2 separate regions of the Homo sapiens genome follow, and region 2 is linked to region 1. The links are chromatin contacts, found by Hi-C or POLR2A ChIA-PET in ENCODE. All regions are on one chromosome and are shown on one strand. The core of a region is the stretch at or near the end of the contact, and the rest is flanking DNA. Distances in the headings are between cores, read along the strand shown. Region 1 overlaps AKT3 (AKT serine/threonine kinase 3). Region 2 overlaps ADSS2 (adenylosuccinate synthase 2).

Region 1 (3,330 bases), core at 266-2,765:
TCTTTATGAAAAGCAGAAAATAACAGATAACCTTCCTTTAATTCTTTCAGAAAGACATTACTCTGGACACGAAGCTCTGTCAGTACGTTGGCCTTTCAACCATGCTTTGGGCAATTTCTGCTTGATAATTATGCAACAAAACCTTAAATGTTTTAGGAAGGCATGAGTTCCAAAAGTCAACATAAGCACTTTTTAATTCTCCACACATATTTTTTTTTGAAATGTTAAGTCCACATTGGGCGGAAAAAAGAAAAAAGGAGAAAAGTCAGAGCTTCTCTTTTTTGTTTTCTAGTTATTCCATTCATATTGATTGGTTCTGAAATGTTACAAAAATTTTTGGTGTTCTAGAAAATAAGTAATATGGAAAATTTTTACCTAAGGTCACTGTTTCTTCTCAATTATTTAAGGTGAAAGTAATAAACCAGACATTTAAGTAAACATGCTCACTTCCATCTAAATATAAATGTTATCACAGCATTTGAAAACATTCCAGATATATCAAATCTCTAACACCTAATGTCAAGAATGTATCAGAAGGAAATATACAACCAACTCATTAATGCTTGATAAAAATGCACGCTTGTCATTTATAGAATCCATGACAACCATGAGAAAAAGAGTATGTACTGATCAAAAAGGCCAGGTTACTATATAACTTTGTTTCACAACTAACGACATTTAAGTTCAAAGTATTATGGAATTACTTACAAAATAAACTGGGTACTCTCTACCTCACCCCTAGTGGTAGGCTATGAAACAAATCGATTCAGTTTAAAATAGTTTATGTGCCGACTAGTGTTAAAACGTTCATGTATGCATTAAGATCACACCAAATCACCTGACTGATTCCTTCATCAAAAGCTCCTCTTGGCAGTTAGCAGTACACACCTAACATTAGCCAAACAGGTTATCTACCATCAACACGGAGAAATAAGAAACTTTGTATTGCCATTTAAAGAAGTTGCTTTCTAAAACTAGACATGAATAAGGGAGAGAAGAGGAAGTATTAAACCCCTAAACTAATTAACGAAATAAGGGAGGGGGGATGCAGGAAAACAATGATAATTAGTATGTACCCTTGGTTAACCAAATCCACACATACATTCATTCTGTATATGCACAAACATCAGCAGCATCATAAACCGTCTCAAGTTCTAGCCATTATTCAGTTCGACATCTGCACATGTTTATGCGTCTCTCCAAACAACCTCTTGAACACCCTGCTGGAGCTGTCATTTTTTTCTTCTCCCTATCTGGCAGATGGCAAGTCAACAATCGGCATCAACAGCAGCCGAATATCTCCCCCTCCATCCTACCCCCCTAAACAGACACAATAATAACTTCTTTGTGCTTCCCTACAATGCAGCTGCTTAAACCATTTCGCTACAAGGCTGCTTTGCCTTAATAAAAAAAAAAAAAAAAAAAAAAAAAAAATCCCTTCTGTCAAGTCTAAAAAGCAGCATAATGTTAAGCAAGCTAAAGCCACAGCACAGCTGCAAACGGGCAGACACATTGACAGCTCCTCCCTTAACAAAGCCCTGTGAATTGAAGGGGGTTCATCTGAGGCTCACACAGTAATTAGTATAAAAAAGTCCGACAGCCTCTATTATGCTAAGGGAAAAAAAAACTGGACAGAACTGGGCTGCTGTTTTGCGTCAAGAGTTCTGCTGCAGAGTAGATAAATCATGTTGGGTTTTTTCCTCTCTTTTTAAAGACAGTAATAAGGAGGATGAGAGAAGCTAATTTGAAAACTTGGACACAGTAATTGTACCATATGGTGAGCATTTATCCTTTCTGAAATGCACGCTAACAGTCACTTACATGCACACTGCTTTGTTTTACAGTTGTTATTCTCTCTACCATATTCATAAAATGGATTTGAATATCTGATACTCAAGATAAGTTGTGTGTAATTAGCAAGAGAACTGCCTAGGTTTAATTTATTGGCCTTGCACTGCAATCTAGTAAAATGCAAAACAAAATTAAACAATGTGTCCACTTTGTACAGATATTTTTTCTTTAACTCAACAAAACACTAATGAATACAAGTTCATTGGAGTGTTTCTAAGTTAAGGCACAGTGTATTTTGAAAATTCCAACAGAATAAACTATAGCTGTTGATAAGATTTCTGATATGTCACCATAAGAATAATTTTTCAGAAAGATCACCTGGTTTAATTTTGTATTTCACTGAAGCAGATGTAACTCTTCCTCATATACATCAGTAAACCTAGATGCAAGAGAAATTTCCTTGCATATGTCCTAAAAATTTTAGGAAAAGAAATTCTGTCATTTATTAAATAGTTATTAAGTACTCTGTGCCAAGCACCTATCTGGCACGGGGAGGAGAATATAGAAAAGCTTTCACATTTTTTTTAAATCTAAACATAAATTGACTTATTTTGTCTACTTCAAAATTCTATAAAAATCTACTATTTGAAGAAAGACTTTAATAACACTAATAGTACACTGGTTATCATGGCACAATATATATCAAAATATATAGGGAACAAGATTAGTTTAATCAGAAGTAAATTCACTGTAATGACATCTGTGTGACCCTTTTAGGTAAAATATTCTGTGTTTACTCAATATAAACTATGTTCTAAAACTGACATACTCAACTAGAACTCATATGAATCCTTTAAATTTCAAGTGGAGTAAAATCACTGGTTTGAATTTCTACAGCATCCATTTGACCACAAGTATCCTTCTGATCAATATTTTGGGGACATGAAGAAGCAGAATATTTTAAGGTATTGTTAGTTCAAGACAGAACTAAGAGTCCCTACTAAAGCTTGAAGTAATCTGTCTTTAGAAGAAAGACTGTGACTCCACCCAGGAAATTGGGCATAATTACATTAAGAAGGAATGGCTTCATCCAGAAAGTACCACTAATAATTTTCTACAATAAATCTCCATTTTGGCTTAACAGAAATAAACTTGGTCACCCACTACTAGTATAGTGGCTTCCCTTTATGCTACTGGTATTGGGCCATATGACCAATTTACACCTTGGATAAAAATATTCACTTTTGTATACTGCTTTACAGTTTACCAAATATTTTTAAATATTAACATGGGTCTTAAAAGTTCATTATACTGGGCCGACTTTGGTTTCGACATAGACAGATGTTTTGATTGAGAAATATGTGACCAACAACAGAAGTCTGATTCTGCATACTTTCAAACTGGGTGAATCCTACTGTATTAACAATGTCATGATACTATCTGGTGTTAAACAAAAAATGGGATCATTCTCTACAAAGTGGAGAGAGATCATTCTTTTTCTAAAAATCTGCAGAAAAACATTACATAATAACTCTTCTT
Region 2 (3,330 bases), core at 530-3,029, 720 kb after region 1:
TAGGACAAACTTATTAAAGGAGATGAGAGCAGAGAGCAGCATCAATATAAAAATCACAGACTAGGTCACAGGTAAAAACGCAGAAAGGAGAAAAGAGATGGTAGCAAAGACAGGGTTCTGTAGTGGTTAAGAACACCTGAAGACAGATTGCTACTTTTAAACCTGAACAGGGCGGGGCGCGGTGGCTCACATCTGTAATCCCAGCACCTTGGGAGGCCGAGGCAGGTGGATCACGAAGTCAGGAGTTTGAGACCATCCTGGCTAACACGGTGAAACCCCTTCTCTACTAAAAATACAAAAAATTAGCTGGGCATGGTGGCACGTGCCTATCGTCCCAGCTACTCAGAAAGCTGAGGCAGGAGAATCACTTGGACCCACGAAGCAGAAGGTGCAGTGAGCCAAGATCACGCCACTGCACTGCAGCCTGGGTGACAGAGAGAGACTCCGTCTCCAAAAAAAAAAAAAAAAAAAAAAAAAAAAACAAACCTGAACATACTATAACAGTAATTGAGTGTTTTAAATGTGAGCTAATTCAAGGGGAAACTAACTATACTAATGATTTTCCTCAATTATGTATTACAGGTTGAGTCTCCTTTATTCCAAATACCAGAATATTTCAGATTTCAGATTTTTTTTGGACTTTGGAATATCTGCATATAAATAATGAGATCTCTGGGGGGTGGGGCTCAAATATATACATGAAATTCATTTATGTTTCATATACACCTTACATATCAATTGAGGCAATTTTATACAATATTTTAAATAATTTTGTGCATGAAACGAAGTTTGTTTCCTCTTCCTCCTCCTTCTCTTCCTCCTTCATCCTCCTCCTCTACCTCTGTCCTTCTCTTCTTCCTCCTTCATCCTCCTCCACCTCTGTCCTTCTCTTCTTCCTCCTTCATCCTCCTCCTCTACCTCCATCCTTCTCTTCCTCCTCCATCCTCCTCTTCCTCCTCCATCTGTGGTTGTTTACCAACACCAACATTCTTGACTCTGAATTTATATGCTACTGATGAGTAATCATTTCCTTACACTTATTCACACACAAGTACTTAACAGTCAAAAATATGACATACCACCAATACAGTGGGAAAAATGTGTTCAGGGTAAGTAAGCAGTACAGCAGCAGCACCAGAGTATCTGTATCAGCTGGCAAACAGCAGCAACAACGAAGCAGGCTTCCAGTCTCCACCTGTATTCTATATTTCATTTATTACCACAGTTGGCACATCCAGCTAGTACACATGCCACTTTATTGCCCTCTGTGGGAACGCTGGTGTGGGGGAATCTGGGCGTGCATGGAAAAGATATATGAAAGCTGAAAGGGGAGAAGGCCTTTTTTCCCCTGGAAACACTGAATAAACTGTGTGCGTGCCTATGTTTGGACTGTGACTCGCTGCATGAGGTCGGGTATGGAACTTTCCACTTGTGGTGTCATGTCTGTGTTCAAAAAGTTTCAGATTTTGGGAGCATTTTGGATTTCAGATTTTTGTATTACGGATGTTTAACCTGTATTTGTATTATCAAATTCCCCTCACACCCTAATGAGATGGCCAAGGTTAATGTAAACACATCTCTAAAAATCCAAGAGATCAGGAAAGGCAAGAATCCAGGACTATTTATTTTAAGAAGATGGGCATGGATATATTGTATAAAAGCAGCATTTACTTCATTTAGAAGGAGGGACCTAAACGATTCCCCTTACATCTGTGTAGCATGGGAAAAAACAAAAATTCCCTTTTATCCCTGAGTTGTAGCAACGAAAGGAGAGCTCCAGATCCTCTAGAAAACAAGACTGACAGTGTGCAAACTCAGGAATTTCCTAGTTTTGTCACCCACATATTGTAATTCTAGCTATCTTAAGATAAAGTTTGTAGATGACTAATGTGTAAAAAAATCAGGACTTAATACAATGACATAAGATGTTGGTCTTCTGTTTAAAACACTGTTTATAATGAATAAAACTTAATAACTGACATTAAAAATTCGTCTATAATAGCCCGAAATTTTAAAGCATAAGACAAACATGTTGTTCGTCTGGCATAAGATCCTAATAAAACTTTACAAAGAACAACTGGTTACCAAGTAGACTCATTCTTTCATACCTTTTCCTTTTTGAACATTTTTCTCTGCTTCTTCAAACAATCCAGGTAGATGAATTACCACACCATTTCCTAAAGGAAAACCAACAAATCCCAACGGTAAACATCTATAACTCAGACATATGTAACTTAAAGGACATTCTGATTTACCACGGTGTTACCACAGAAATGATTCCAAGTTTTACACAGGAGTATAATTTAAATACATAATGGAACATAATATAGTGAATATAAAACACTAGAATTATACTCAATGAAGCTGAAAATTTCTTGAAAACAAAGTGAAATATGATTTTGAAGGAAACTAATTATGTAATTTTAAGCAAATGGAACATGGTCACAGTACATGCTAAATCAGTATCTTTCAAGTTGGGGAATCACACCCTATTAGTGGTCATAAATCAATTTAGTAGGTTGTGATAAGGATTTTTAAAAATTAAAAGGAGAGTAGAAAAGATCAGATTGCATCATTTATTGTAAGGGTTCAAAATAAATTCATGAACCTCTCATATTTCTTACTATGAGTCATGGTTGAAAGTATTTGTGGAAAAAAAAGTATTTGGAAAACTGATTCAATGATCTAATACTTCTTTACAGAATTAAGATTGTCAGTGAGCACAGATGAATGCAAAGTAATCATTCCAAAAAGTATTACTGTTAAAAGATCTTACAGTGACAAATAGCCAAAGTCATGTATATTCCAGAAGGTATCAAGGTCAAAATTAATAAGAGATCAATGAACCATCTGGTCAGTGAGAGATGAAAACAGTTTTGACAATAAAAAATAAACGCCATTATCAACTGGTGGGGGGGAATCTCCATGCAGTTCAGTTTATATACTTACCAATGAATGCAGTGACATTTGGATTAATTATTCCACTGGGTAAGAGATGAAAATCATATTCCACAGAATCCACAACAACTGTATGGCCAGCATTATTTCCTCCCTAAAATGTAAGATAGGGGAAAATTGAGCCTGATGATAAATACTACAAATAACCTATCTCCCTCCAAAGTGAATTAATGACCTCCTGCCAAAAGGTCAACTTAAGAGAGCCCAAATATTTACCACCTCTACTCATTTGTAAAAGGCTTTAAAATAGTTTGGCTGTCTCCTTTCCCCACTGTAGAATACTTGAGTGATTATCCTGAAAGAATATAGAAATTGGGGAATTCAGGTTTCTGAAAGACAGAAAATCATATTCCTTCTTAAAAGAGGGGAAAA

The links. A loop is a pair of places that touch in the nucleus more often than their neighbours do. ChIA-PET counts read pairs that join two places held with the same protein, here RNA polymerase II (POLR2A). Pooled maps may share reads with other maps.
Region 2: a loop to region 1 is called in a pooled map, with 4 times the contacts of the local background. The contact joins two enhancer-like sites. A Hi-C loop is called at or near these places in 1 of 168 maps with a recorded cell type or tissue (IMR-90) and 2 of 50 pooled maps. POLR2A ChIA-PET finds 5 or more read pairs at or near these places in 1 of 52 experiments (activated CD4-positive, alpha-beta T cell).

What each region holds. Positions count from the first base shown.
Region 1 is chr1:243,712,341-243,715,670 of GRCh38, forward strand. All of the region lies in intron 2 of AKT3 (AKT serine/threonine kinase 3), which reads right to left. Among named protein-coding and RNA genes, the nearest start is that of AKT3-IT1, 80 kb to the right of the region's middle. RefSeq lists an enhancer at 825-2,251. Within about 2 kb of position 1,516, at least 2 of the 41 ENCODE cell types and tissues checked have a DNase peak (open chromatin) inside an H3K27ac peak, as active enhancers do.
Region 2 is chr1:244,434,717-244,438,046 of GRCh38, forward strand. ADSS2 (adenylosuccinate synthase 2) reads right to left here. Exons shown (of 13, transcript NM_001126.5): 2 at 2,950-3,052; 3 at 2,109-2,177. Among named protein-coding and RNA genes, the nearest start is that of ADSS2, 16 kb to the right of the region's middle. Within about 2 kb of position 1,780, at least 6 of the 41 ENCODE cell types and tissues checked have a DNase peak (open chromatin) inside an H3K27ac peak, as active enhancers do.